2 separate regions of the Homo sapiens genome follow, and region 2 is linked to region 1. A link is a contact called in ENCODE Hi-C or POLR2A ChIA-PET data. All regions are on one chromosome and are shown on one strand. Each heading gives the region's core, a stretch centred on a gene start or an enhancer-like site at or near the end of the contact. The rest is flanking DNA. Distances are from core to core; before and after follow the strand shown. Region 1 holds the start of KLHL36 (kelch like family member 36). Region 2 overlaps COTL1 (coactosin like F-actin binding protein 1).

What was found. A loop is a pair of places that touch in the nucleus more often than their neighbours do. ChIA-PET counts read pairs that join two places held with the same protein, here RNA polymerase II (POLR2A). Pooled maps may share reads with other maps.
Region 2: a loop to region 1 is called in a pooled map, with 2.6 times the contacts of the local background. The contact joins the enhancer-like site here to the promoter of KLHL36 in region 1. A Hi-C loop is called at or near these places in 4 of 37 single-sample maps with no recorded cell type and 5 of 50 pooled maps. POLR2A ChIA-PET finds 5 or more read pairs at or near these places in 13 of 52 experiments (CD4-positive, alpha-beta T cell, CD4-positive, alpha-beta memory T cell, HEK293T and 9 more).

The regions. Positions count from the first base shown.
Region 1 is chr16:84,644,239-84,651,749 of GRCh38, forward strand. KLHL36 (kelch like family member 36) reads left to right here and starts at 4,273. Exons shown (of 5, transcript NM_024731.4): 1 at 4,273-4,411; 2 at 6,614-6,692. The coding sequence starts at 6,630. LOC105371376 (a long non-coding RNA gene) reads right to left here and starts at 5,341. Exons shown (of 4, transcript XR_933817.2): 1 at 5,254-5,341; 2 at 4,965-5,090; 3 at 2,198-2,318. RefSeq lists silencers at 3,937-4,106, 4,167-4,356, 4,567-4,846.
Region 2 is chr16:84,581,954-84,588,369 of GRCh38, forward strand. The region is part of intron 3 of COTL1 (coactosin like F-actin binding protein 1); the gene reads right to left. Among named protein-coding and RNA genes, the nearest start is that of COTL1, 33 kb to the right of the region's middle. RefSeq lists enhancers at 1,745-2,250, 4,235-4,284. Within about 2 kb of position 3,763, at least 4 of the 41 ENCODE cell types and tissues checked have a DNase peak (open chromatin) inside an H3K27ac peak, as active enhancers do.

The DNA of each region.
Region 1 (7,511 bases), core at 3,023-5,522:
GGAAGGAAGGAAGAAGGGAAGGAAGGAAAGAAGGAAGGAAGGAAAGAAGGAAGGAGAGAGAAAGGAAGAAAAAAGGAAAAAAGGCACCATGTTGGGGAGAGAGTGTGCAAAAGAAAGGAACAAGCTTTTCTCCTGCTTTTTTGGAACAAAAGGTGGCCCACATTTTCATCCTGCACTGGGCCATGCAAAACATATAGCTGGCTGGCTCCATCGGATGGTGCCTGAATCTCAGAAGTGACAGTGTTGAGCTGCTGTTGGGGGCACCAATTAGGACAGGCTTTCAGGGGAGAGGCATGGTTTAGGGTCTTACAAATATGCAGACCTTTGGAGCCAGCAATTCCCCTTCACTGTCAGAGATGTGCATATGGATGTGTGAGCAAGGATGTTCACCACGGCATGATTCATAATAGAGACACCAGCTGGATGCCCAACAATGGGGGGAGGTCAAGGGCACAATCCATACTGAAGGATCAGGCACAGCCATTAAACATCATGTCATCAACGAGGACTTACTGACATGTGAAAAACTCATGACATTTGCAAAATGGGGAAAAAGTCAGCTACCAAGGAGTGTGCACCATAGGATCTCATTTGCATAGGCGTGCAGGGAATATATGCAGGAGAAAAATATTGAGCTGGTTTATCCTTAAATGCCAATAGCTGTTCTCCTCAGGTGGGTTATGTTTTCCTCTTCTGGGCCTGTTTTCCAACTGTCTGCACTGAGCACACATCACTGTCATCAGTGCACTGAGGTACTGTTGGGCAGTGGCCAAGGCTAGGGCTGCAGACACTGGAGGCAGACTCCCTGGGTTCAAAGCCCAGCTCTGCTCCTTACGAGTTCTGGGACCTTGAGCAAGGGATTTAACTTCTCCAGGACTCAGCTTCCCCATCTGCAAACAGGGAAAGTAATGATACCTTCCTCAAAGGATCAAGGTATTAACTCACCATGATAGGGTCATGGCTGATTGACTTGTTTGGCTGTCTTCCTAAAACCCCTGAAATTTTCTTCTTTATATCCCTGGCACCTACCACAGTGCCAGGCTTACAGCAGGTGTTCCTGAAAAGTCTGCTGAATGAACGAAGGAGGGAGTGCATGAATTCATGTAAGGATGGAGATCCACATCCCAGGGTACAGAGATAGTATCAAATGAGTTAATACATGCAGAGGGCTTACAGCACTGCCTAGTGCTTAGAAAACTGGAATTATCATTATGGCAAAGAAATTGTGTAAGAGGAAAATGTTGAGAGAACAATATGAACCAATTTTTTTGAATGATGTAGAAATGAGTGTTTGTTTTATTTTGTTTTGTTTTTGAGACAAGGTCTTGCTCTGTTACCCAGGCTGGAGTACAGTGGCACAACCACAGCTCACTGCAACCTCGACCTCGTGGGCTCAAGCAATCCTCCCACCTTAGCCTCCCAAGTAGCTGGGACTACAAATGCATGCAGCCATGACTGGCTGATGTTTAATTTTTTTTTGTACAGACGAGAGTCTTGCTATGTTGCCCAGGATGGTCTCGAACTCCTGAGCTCAAGTGATCCTTTTTCCTCCCAAAGTGCTGGAATTACCGGCATGAGCCACTACACATGGCTGTTTGGTTTTTTGTTTTGAACTTTTCTGTATTGAGAGTAGCTGAGTAAAGCATGCATTACTTTTATAATTTGGGAGGACACAAAACGTTACTGAAAGAAAAAGACTGAGAGAGTGGTTCACAAAGTGCTGTTGGGGAACGCAGGGTGAAGCCAAGTTAGCCGAGTCCACACCGTTTTCATGTCAAGGTCATGTGTGGATGAGCTTGTCTTAGGCCCTTACTCCGGCCCCCATACACCAGGTTGCACGTCTTCTCATTCATGATGAACACAACACCCGGAAGGCCGATGTTCATGCTGAGTTATAGGCTCTACAGCGAAATCTCTTGTTAGATAAATAGATAGATAGATAGATAGATAGCATAGATACCCATATATAGAGGTGCATGTATCCATTTATCTATATAAGAGTTATAGGCTCTTAAAATATCTACAGCTAAATCTCTTGTTAGACAGATAAATAGATATGATAGATACCCATATATAGAGGGGCATGTATCTATTTATCTACCTATATCTATTTATCAAGAGAATCTTTAACTCTAGCTGTAAAAAAGAATATGTCCAACTCTTGGTGCTCCGTGTATTGCCCCAACACAGTACTCACCACGCTAGGACCATTGCTGATTGACTTGTTTTCCTGTCTTCCTAAGAGCCCTGAAAGTTTCTTCTTTGTATCCCTGGCACCTACTACAGTGCCGGCCACACAGCAGGTGTTCCTGAAAAGTCTGTTGGATGAATGAGAGGCAGTGCATGAATTCATGTCAGAACAGAGATCCATCCACATGTCGGTATGGAGACAGAATAACAGGAGGATTAGCTTTGTCTGGGGTAGGGACAGGTCCAGGAAGGGTCAAAGACAGGCAAGTAAGGCTTGGCAGGGTGAATGTGTACAGTCCCCAAAGAAAAGGGGAGAGAGAGAGAGAGAGATGGGGGACAGCAATCCAGTCAGTGAGAACATCATTTAAAGATCCTTGGCTCACACCTGTAATCCCAGCACTTTGGGAGCCTGAGGCAGGCAGATCACCCGAGGTCAGCAGTTTGAGACCATCCTGGCCAATATGGTGAACCCCATCTCTACTAAAAATACAAAAATTAGCCAGGCGTGGTGGTGGGCGCCTGTAATCCCAGCTACTCAGGAGGCTGAGGCAGGAGAATCGCTTGAATCCAGGAAGTGGAGATTTCAGTGAGTTGAGATTGAGCCGTTGCACTCTAGCCGGGGTGACAGAAAGACTCTGTCTCAAAAAAATAAATAACCATCCCGGCTAACACGGTGAAACCCCGTCTCTACTAAAAATACAAAAAATTAGCCGGGCGAGGTGGTGGACGCCTGTAGTCCCAGCTACTTGGGAGGCTGAGGCAGGAGAATGGCGTGAACCCGGGAGGCGGAGCTTGCAGTGAGCCGAGATCCCGCCACTGCACTCCAGCCTGGGCGACAGAGCGAGACTCCGTCTCAAAAAAAAAAAGAAAAAAAATAAATAAATAAATAAATAAAATAAATAAATAAATAATTAAAAAATAAAGATCCTGTAAGTGGGCTGGGTGTGCTGGCTCACACATGTCATCCCAGCACTTTGGGATACCGAGGCACGAGGATCGCTTGAGCCCAGGGGTTCAAGACCAGCTTGGACAACAAACTGAAACCCTGTCTCTATAAAAATCAAAGAAAAAAAAATAGCCAGGTGTGGCAGCCGGCACCTGTGGTCTCAGCTGCATGAAAGACTGAGGCAGGAGGATCACTTGAGCCTGGGAGGTGGAGGCTGTAGTGAGCACTACACAAAAGAAATCGCTGATCCTTCAGCAGCCATTTCCCACTCCAGCAACTCCCCGCCCCTGGCAACCACTCATCTACTTTCTGTCTCTATGGATTGGCTTGTTCCGGACATTTCACATACACGGAATCATACAGTGTGTGGTCTTTTGTGTCTGGCTTCTTTCACTAAGTATTACATCTCCAAGGTTCATCCCGCTGTAGCATGAGCGAAGTGTGACAATTGATAGATGGATCGATGAAGGTTACATTCATTCATTCCATACACATTTACTGAGCACCTACTGTGTGCCAGTCTTGGCGACGACCCAGTCAGGAATAGAACTAACAGTAAACCCTGCCCTGGAGGGCTTCTGGTAGGGAGGAGAGACAATAAACCGAATAAACTAGTACATTATTTGGAATATTAGACGCTGATAAGAGCTCAAGTGAAGCATGGGGTTGGAAGTTGGGTGCAGAGAGAGGGGCTGTGACTTCGAGCAGAGCGGTCAGCAAAGGCCTCGCCGCAGGGTGGCCGCAGGGACGCTCCCGCTCAGCCCGGAAGGAGGCGAGAGGCGCGGTGCCCGTCCCGGCGACTCTGGGCCAGCAAAGAGCTCCCAGCGCACGCGTCGGTGCCTCGAGGCCCGGGACCCTGCGTGTCTGGTCCCCGCCGTGGCCCTGCGTCCGTGACGGTGGGTGGCACCAGGGAGCATTTCGCGCGGCGGGGCTGGGGCCTGCCTTTGAAGGGACGGAGTCGGGCGTCGTGGTGGGGTGGACACCGGGGATCCCCGGGGCGCGGACGAGGGGGGCGTCCACCCTGCGAGCTCACCCCACGGCCCCCGCGTCCCGCCCTCAGCCGCAGGCCCCGCCCCGCGCCGCCCGGCCCCGCCTCCCCGCGGCCGCCGCCATTGGCCGCGCGCGCCGCCTCCGCCCTCGGCCTCGCACTTCCTGGCGGAGCCATGGCTGCGCAGCGGGCTGGCCGGGGGTCTCCTGAACCCGGGCCCCGCCGCCCCGACCGCCCGGCCCCGCCGCCGGGGCTGTCCCCGCCGCGTCCGTAGCGCGTCCTGCCAGGTGGGCCTCCGCGCGCGCCCACCCTCCAGCCCGGGACCGCCAGGAAGCCGCGCCCGGCCGGGGCGGGGAGCTGGCGGAGATCGGGAGGGTCCCCGGCCACCGCGAGCCGCGACCCCCCTGCGCCCCTTGGTGCCGGGGCGGGCGGGTGGGCGAGTGGGGGCGCCGCGGCCGGGGGAGGGGCCGCCGCCCCCGCAGGTGACACAGGTGCGGCCTGTGCGGACCGCCCCGCGCGTGGCAGGTGAGTGGCCCCCGCCCCGGGCCGTCCCGACTCCGCCTCCTCGCCGCCGGCTGGAGCCTGCTGGGCGGCCGTTGCGCTGAGTTCCGCCTGGGCTGCGGGGTCCGAGCGAACGACAGCGGCGTCCCCGGAGACCCCGCCGGCGAGCCGGTGTCAGCAGCGTCGCTTTCTCCAACGCTGAGGTCGGGAGGGAGCTTGGGGAGGAGGCGCTCTGGGAAACCCCCGGCCGGACGGGGCCTGCGGTCCCATGTTTACTGGAAGACCTTTTCCAGTGACCTGGGATTGTCACTGTGCTTGGGGGTGGCCTTGACCCTTCACCTGCTTCCAAAAAGCGTCGGAGGCCGCTGACGTCCAACACGGGTGGAAATCAGACCCCACCCCCACGCACTTGCAGGAGACAGCAGGGAGCCTCCGGCCCCGCGAACTCTCTCTAGGTATCTTGGCCTAGAAAATAAAGCGTTGAGCGTTAGAAGGCCTGGTTGATTCTGGGCAGGCTGCCTGGGGCGGTGGAGAGAGAGGGCACCTGCTGCTTGCTGTTCTGTGACCTTGGGCAACCCCCCCTGGGGCACCCGAGCGCCAGGTCTCACTGTGGGAACGACGGTGTCACCTCTCAGCGTGAAGGTGGAATGAAGTCGAGTCCGCGGTGGGCACCGCACCAACGCTGGGTTTCTTCTCTTCCCTCTCTGGGCTCTCCAGCATCCTAGGGGAGGGCCGGGGTGGGAACAGCTTGTCATTGTCACAAAGTTTCTAGTTTGTCGAGAGGAATCCAGTTGCCCCTTCTCTCCCTAGGGGAGTTGCACGGGACGGACTGTGCCCGAATTCATTCCTTCCATGGGAACACTGGAGTGCCCTCCCTGTGTCCCCAGTTATCTAAGAACAGTGCTGACTTCTTGTCACATTGTTCTTTATTAGTGAAGACTATTTGTTCAATAGGTAACAAACTCTTCTCATGAACTCAAATAGCGGGGGAAAAAAATCCTCTTTAAAACCTTCGTCTCAGTATGTGACTTGTGCTAATATTAGTTGGCAAAGTCCCTTCTCTGTGTTCCCTTCCATCTTTGAAGCACCTGCCCCTCCCCCTGCCTCCCCCGCCCCCCACACACCAAAGCTTAACTCTGTCTGCAGTGATCCCCCACCCAAGAGCCAGGCAGTGTAGCCTAAGAGTTAAGAGCATGGGCGCTTCCCTGAGCTGGAATCCCAATTCTGCCAGTTCCCAGCTGTGTGACGCCGGGCAGCTTATTTCACCTCACTGCTCTCAGCATCCTCCAGTCACAGTGCTGGCCTCATGGGGTTGCAGTGGGGACTAAGTGAAGATGCAGAGAAGCACTTGGGGACAGTGTGTGTCTAGAATGTACTGTGTACATGGTAGTCATCACTGTACCACATCCTCATCTGCATCATGATATTTTTAAAGTGTGATACTCTCGAACCCGGGCCTCATTCAGCAGCGTGTCATGGTGATGGATCCAGGTTTTGAAGCTGGACAGACCGAGGCGTGATTCTCGGCCGTTTACTAGCTTTGTGACCATGAGATCAATATCCTCATCTGTGAAATGAAATAAGTGATATCAGCCTGGCCAAGTATAATCTTTGTGGGGGTTAAATGAGATGGCACACTTAAGTCACTTAGCTTGGTTCGAGGGCTGTAGTCTGGGCTCCGAAATGATAACTTATCATTATAACCTTGATGTAGCCAAAAGGTAATTATTTGTAGGAAGTGAACCAAATGACATGATATCAGATTTTAGATGATAAAGGAATGGGAGTTAAATGTTCTGTCCAATTCTAACAACCCGATGATTTCTCAACTCGGTGTAAAAGAGTTCTTTGTAGTGCACGGTCCTCCCTCCCTCCTTCTTCCGTGTGACTGTTTTCACTGTCATCCTTGGTATCTGCTAGCAGGGCCTGAAATTAATGAATGACCTAGAGTTATGACTGCATGCTCAGAAATCCTGTTCTTCTCCTAGGGCTGAAATCTCTTTAATGATGGAGGGAAGCAGGCAGACGCGAGTGTCTCGGCCATACAAGATCAGCGAATCATCAAAGGTCTGTGAATGTTCACTCACCACCTATGCAAATTGCCTAAGAAGTGTGATCCTTTTTCTGATTCACTCATTTCTAATCACAGACTGATTTTTTTGTCATTGGTGTTGTCAGTCTCCTTAATGACAAGTAAAGGTGGAAACGGGCAAGGAGCAGAAATTGTCATAAAATCAGACAGTGGGAAGTATGAGGGATGGTAGAGACGCTATGGCCAGATGTCTTCATTTTTCCATGTGACATTCCGGAGCTTTCTTTTTGTGACAACTTGACTCATTCGTTAACCCAAGGAGGTGGATGGGACAGGAAGAAAACTGGGATTCCCATGCCTGCTTGGGGGCTCAAAAACTCCAAGGACAGGTCCATTGAGAACCCAGCCTTCTACCTTAGGGTGAGGGCAACACACCGTGTACCCGGACCCCAAGGGCCTGGAGTCGTCTTCCCTGGTCATGATTCCCTGCGACCTAAGAGCAAGTGAGGGCAAGTTCCCCAGAGCCAGGCTACTGGGGGAGTTCTAATTAGAAATATGTAGCCTGTTCCCACCAGCCACATTAAAATCCAAGAGCCAGACCCGGCTGCTATACTTTCCACAAACTCCTGTCCCCACAGCTGCTGTTGGTAAAGAGTGGGGGAGCCATTGGTATGAGGTTCCTGGTAACCTGTTTCCCCGTTATAAATATTCGTAATGCCCTCTGTTCTTTAGAGGTATCCCTTTTGGAGATTAAATCTTATGGTTACCTCAGATCATGGATTCTCAATGAGTATGATATTGCCCTGAAGTGGGAGAAAATTGGTTCTCGGGAGGGTGGAAGGAATTTTACTCCT
Region 2 (6,416 bases), core at 2,513-5,012, 63 kb before region 1:
CCTACATGAGCAGATACATTTCTTCTTTTTTTTTTTTTTTTTTTTTTTTTGAGATGGAGTCTTGCTCTGTTGCCCAGGCTGGAGTGCAGTGGTGCAATCTCTCGGCTCACTGCAACCTCTGCCTCCTGGGTTCAAGCAATTCTCGTGCCTCAGCCTCCTGAGTAGCTGGTAGCTGGGATTACAGGCACATGCCACCATATCCAGCTAATTTTTGTATTTTTAGTAGAGACGGGGTTTTACTATGTTGGCCAGGTTGGTCGCGAACTCCTGACCTCAAGTGATCCACCCACCTCGGCCTCCCAAAGTGCTGGGATTACAGGCATGAGCCACTGCGCCCAGCCCATTTCTTAATTTTTAAAAATTATGTTAAAACAGAGATGCAGTCTCACAATGTTGCCCAGGCTGGTTTCAGGCTCCTGAGCTCAAGCAATCCACCTGCTCCAGCCTCAAAAAGTACTAGGATTACAGGCATAAGCCATGGCGCCCGGCCTCATTTCTTCATTTCTTAGCCCTTGTTATGTGCTAGCACACAGTAATCTTCCAGCACTAGGAGTACAATCACAAAGCAGCCATGGCTTCTGCCTTTTAGGAGATTATTTCCTTGTTAGTTACTTAATTATAATTCCTTAATTATAATACTATCTAGACCATAGTAGATACAGATATAGGCACAATTAATTCTGATTGAGGCTGGTAGGAGAATGGGGTAAGAAATCCGGGTTTTGAAGGATGAATAGTTCACCAGGCATCAAAATGGAGAAGCCCTTTTCACACCTACTGCTTTTCTTTAATCATTCCAACCACTCTGTGAAATTTTACATTCTCTTTTTCCTAAGTGAAAACACAGAAATTCTAGTGATAAATACCTGCCCAAAGTCCTACACCTGTGAGCTGATGGCGCCAGAATATCAACTTGAGTCTCACTCCCCTACACGCCGTAACTTTCTCCATTTCACACAGCAGCACTTTTTTAAAGTAAGCACAGAGCAAAAAAGTTCACGTTCCAGTTTAAAGCTTCCACCATCAAGGAAGATCGAGAATCAGGAAATTTAAAAACTAATTTCATGTGCAACACGAGTCTACAAAAGGAGCATCCAGCCCTGCTTGCGGCCTTCGAACCTCTTCCCTGGTGCCAGAAGCCTTGGGAAATGTGCAGTGTGGTGAAGTGGCCGTGTCGGGGCTCTGAGCCCACAGCCTGGATTCCAGGCATAGCTTTGCCATGTCCAAGCACCCGGACCTTGAGCAAGTTACTCAGCTTCTTCGGATCCCAAGCTCCTCATCTATAAAACAGGGCAAGTGGCAGACCTGGCCTCGTGAAGGACAAATGATTTAATACACGGAAAGTCCTTCACAGAGTGTCAGGCACATAGTAGGGCCACAATAAAACTATTGTTATTCATATTATTGCCACATTGGTACCCAAAAGAGGCCCTCAGAGGGGAGGGGTGGCTAAATCTGGTCCCAGAAATGAAGCCGATCCTGCCCCTGGGGTTTATTTTTATTTATTTATTTACTTATTTTTGAGACAGGGTTTTCCTCTGTCACCCAGGCTGGAATGCAATGACACGAGCACAGCTCATGCAGCCTCCAACTCCTGGGCTCAAGCGATCCTCCCACCTCAGACTCCTGAGTAGCTGGGACAACAGGCATGCGACACCATGCCCCAGCTAATTTTTTTTTGTTTTTAGTAGAGACGAGGTCCCACTATGTTGACCAGGCTGGTCTCCAACTCCTGGGCTCAAGCAATCCTCCTGCCTTGGTCTCCCAAAATGTTGGGATTACAGGTGTGCGCCACTAAGCCTGGTTAGTCCTGGGGCTCAGAAGCTATCAGAATAGACTCCAATTGGCTAGTTCACACCATCCCTGGCACGTCCATCCTTCCCACCTCCACTTCTCCTTGGAGGCAGCAGCCTCTGTTGTCCTCTGTTCCTGAAAGCTGAGCTGCATGCCTTCTGGATTCCTGGCTCCGTGAACGTTCATATTATGTTAAAGAATCAATAAAAGGATCAGGTGAATGAACCCATCCTGCAAGACAAGCATGATGCAGCACTGACCAAGCATGGCTCTAAATCAAGAGAGCCTGGCCCTGGCACATCGCAGGTCACTACCAGCGGTCACTGCATTGTCCCCACAATCCTGCAGAGACACGAGAACGATAGGAGCGAGGTTCTGTCCTGGGCACCAGCCGGGTACTTCTGTGTGGCAGACAACAGCTGTGGCCAGCCAGCCGTGCGTGCTGTGCGTTCAGCGCATTCCCCGGACTGGAGTCTGGGCATCGCAATCGCCCTGCCCAGCTTGCCTGGCAGCCCCTGCTGCCCCGTGGCCTTGCTGGCATTTGTCTTGTTTTGTCTTGTTTTCCCCCAGCCACAGACGCCTCTCAGTTTCTCAGGCTCTGAATACAGATTAAAGAGGATCAGAGTTGAACTTCACTCCTAATTCTTCCAGGCTCTAGCCCCAGCTCTATCACTCATTAACTGTGAGTTTAGGGCAGGTCCTAGCACTGCTGTGGGCCTCAGTTTCCCCATATGCTGATGCACCTGTGTGCCGGCCACAGGTGAAGTATGAGCTTTTTGAGGTCAGCGCTGGCAAGTGTGGGTGAGGCCAGACCCTTCCTGTGTGGCTGACGGCTGGCAATATCCGTGAACAACAAGATTCACGCCCTGTGTCCTGGAGCTGAGCATCTGTATCTAGCATCTCCTAAGGAAATAATCTACAGTGTAGAAACATTTCTTGCGTGAACTGTGCATCACGGTGTTGTCTAAACAGAAAACTGGAAATAACAGCTACTACTTCCGGGTCCCAGAAATTAAGACATTGTTCTAAGCACTTTCCCTATATTTGCTCATTTAATCCCCACCACAACCCTACAAGGCAGGCACTATATTGCCCTTACTTTATACATCAGGTGACTGAGCCCAGAGAGGGTAAGCCATGTGCCCAAGGCCACACAGTAAGTGATGGAGCTGAAATTTGAACCCACGCCATCTGGCTCCAAAGTCCACCGTACTACACCTTCCCCCTTGGCAAAGTAAAATAAGGTTCATTTAAAGGTAAAATGCCTTCATAAACAAATTACTCCATTAAAACAAAAGAAAAGAAAAATTTCCAGAATACGCCAAAATAGAATATGACACAGCAAGTCAACTCATCCCATTCTTCATTTTACAAATGAGGACACTGAGGCCCAGGGAGGGAGAGACTTGCCCATGGTCAGGCAGGTGGTTAGTGACATACAGATCCCTCCACTAAAATTAGCTGGGTGTGGTGACACACACCTGTAATCCCCAGCTTCTCGAGAGGCTGAAGCACCAGAATTGCTTAAGCATGGGAGGCAGAGGCTGCAGTGAGCTGAGATTGTGCCACTGTACTCCAGACTGGGTGACAGAGTGAGATTGTCTCCAAAAAAAAAAAAAAAAATCGCCCCCCTGGATTCAAGTTCCTCCACATCAATGACCGTGCAATTAATTTACACCCTCCACGTTTCACACAAAGCACAAGAATGCATGTGCATTACTTTATTACTGTCAAAAAGTCAAGGGTTTATTAATACAGTAATCTTAAACTAAAAGCCAATCTACTTCTTCTTCATATGGAAATGATGGCAAAAAGTGCAGCTGGGGAAGTGACCTGGTCCCCAAGACATGGCACCCGGAATGGGCCCATCTGGAAGGTCCCTTAGAGAACATCCGCTCTGAATCCCCGTGAAGCAGAGGGGAAGTTGATAGGCATGCCAGTCTCTGCATGGTTTTAGCGGCCGTGGAAAGACAGCATTATACCAGCAGAATGGACCCTTTGTCACCTAAATGGCTATATTTGCAACTGCAGTATAAATGTAAGGTCTTGTAGCAGCTTCAGATAATTAACATTCGTAAGTGGAGAGGTGGAAAATGCAAATGATAATGGTCAAAATATGAGCCTGCACCTGTAGTTCAGGCCAGTATTCCAGCTCCCCCACTGCAATGCACATCTGCGCTTCTTCATTCACCAGCATCCCTTTCTCTAACAACTGGGATCACGCTGGAGCTGCCAATCATGAAACCCCGCCTCCCTGCCCAAAGGCGTGTGCACGTGACCCAAGCTGGGCCAATCAGGGTCCTCTTAAGAGATTGACGGACACTGAGGAAAGAGGCCTCTCTCTTCTGGGATCCTGACCCAGAGGGACCACCATAGCATGGACCGTTTCTTTGGCTGTGCAGAGGCTGCCTGACGCCAACCCCAGAGAAAAACAGAACTGAGAGATGAGATGAAAATACTGCATGAGCCCTCGATCTAGCCACACCTAAAGCCGAAACCCCTGCACTTCCCACTACCAAGAGCCAAGCAATTCCTCTTTGTGCTTCAACTTACTTGAGCTTGCAAACGTAAGAATTATCACCACTACTCCCACCTAAAGGTTCCCAGCAGGGAATTAATTTCCTCCAATCCCCCTCAGTCACCGGCGCACCTACCCAAACTGAAAAGAGTTCTAGAGAGGAAAGAAACTCTGCAGACTGCCTTAGTGGGTATGAGGTTTCCTTTGGGGGTGATGAGAAAGTTCTGGAACTAGACAGCAGTGATGGCTACACAACATTGGAACTCTGTTTAATGTAGCTGAATTGTACTTTAAAATGGCTACAATGGTAAACTTTATGTTATTGTATTTTACAATTTTTTATTATTTATTTAATTTATTTTAGACAGAGTCTTGCTGCAATCTCGGCTCAGTCTCCTGAGTTGATCTCCTGGGTTCAAGCAATTCTCCTGCCTCAGCCTCCCGAGTAGCTGGGACTACAGGCCACGTGCCACCATGCCTGGCTACTTTTTTGGTATTTTTAGTAGAGACGGGGTTTGTGTTGGCATGTTCGCCAGGCTGGTCTCGAACTCCTGACCTCAGGTGACCGGCTGCCTTGGTCTCCCAAGGTGCTAGGATTACAGGCATGAGCCACCACGCCTGGCCTGTATTTTACCACAGTTTTTTAAATAGGAAGACAAAAGAGAATTGCAAGATCTGCAATGTGGTGCCCCGTGTACACATCCTGGCGAGCCCCCTCCCTCTGCTCCCTTTCCTCCCGGCGACGTCCAGGAGTGGGCCAAGCACGGCGGGCGGAATTCAGCAGGAGACCTTTGGCCACAGAACAGGACTTCTTTTTCATTTTCCATCCTGCTGCCACTCGGAAGACCCCTGGAAGCTGGTTAACCATTAAAACCCAACTGGCCTGGAGAAAAACAGCCTGTAGGGTTGAATAAGTGGTTTTCCAAAACAAGGGCTCCCAGGCCAGACAGGGTGCAGACAGCAGTGTCAACCAGGAACGCTGACTACATGTGAAACAAATGGCCTTTGTCAGCATTTCCTCGGTCCCAGGCACAGTGCTAGCACTGCTCAAAGCCAATCTGATGCCCATACCTTTTAAAAATGATTATCTCGCCTCTTAACTCCGGAACCCCACCTCCCGAGATTGTTTTCTAAAAGAATAACTCAACAGAAGACAGAAAGGAGCTGCATGTATTAAAATGTTGGTTGGAACATTCTTTATAAAAATAAAAATTGGAAGCAACTTAAGAGGCCAAGAACAGGGGAACATTTAGTACATGACGGTACACTTGTGAACCAGGACACTCTGCTACCAGAAAACCATGAATTACAAAGGTGGTGCATCCATATCATTTATGAAATTACATTAACCTTAAAAAAAGCAGCTGCAGATGAGAGTGTGACCTATAGGCTGGGACCACAGCAAAGCCGAAAGGCAGGAGGCGAGCCCGTCCAGAGAGTGGCCAGGAGGGACGTCCAAAAGCGGGAACTGACAGGGGGACCACAGGACTCTATTATGTCCTATCATTATTTATTTATTTATTTATTTATTTTATTTATTTTTTTGGAGACTCGCTCCAAAAAAGGCTAGATCTTGGCTCACTGCAACTTCCGCCTCCTGGTTTCAAGAGATTCTCCTGTCTCAGCCTCCTGAGTAGGTGGGATTACAGGTGCCCACCACCACACCCGGCTAATTTCTGTATTTTTAGCAGAGACAGAGTTTTGCCATGTTGGCCAGGCTGGTCTCAAACTCCTGACCTTACGTGATCCGCCTGCCTTGGCCTCCCAAAGTGCTAGGATTACAGGAGGGAGCCATGACACCTGGCCATATTGTTATTTTTTAAATAAAAGTTTTATTAGGGGCTGGGCGTGGTGGCCTATAATCCAAGCACTTTCGGAGGCTGAGGTGTAGGAATGCTTGAGTCCAGGAATTCGAGGCCAGCCTGGGCAATATAGTGAGATCCTGTCTCTCTTAAAAATAATAATAATAATAATAATAATTTATTTTAGAAGAGCTTTGGAGTTACAGAAAAGTTGCAAGAGGTAGCACCGAGTTTCCATATTACCTTCCTCTTAACACACACATACATATTTCACTACTGTTAACATCTTACATTACTGTGGT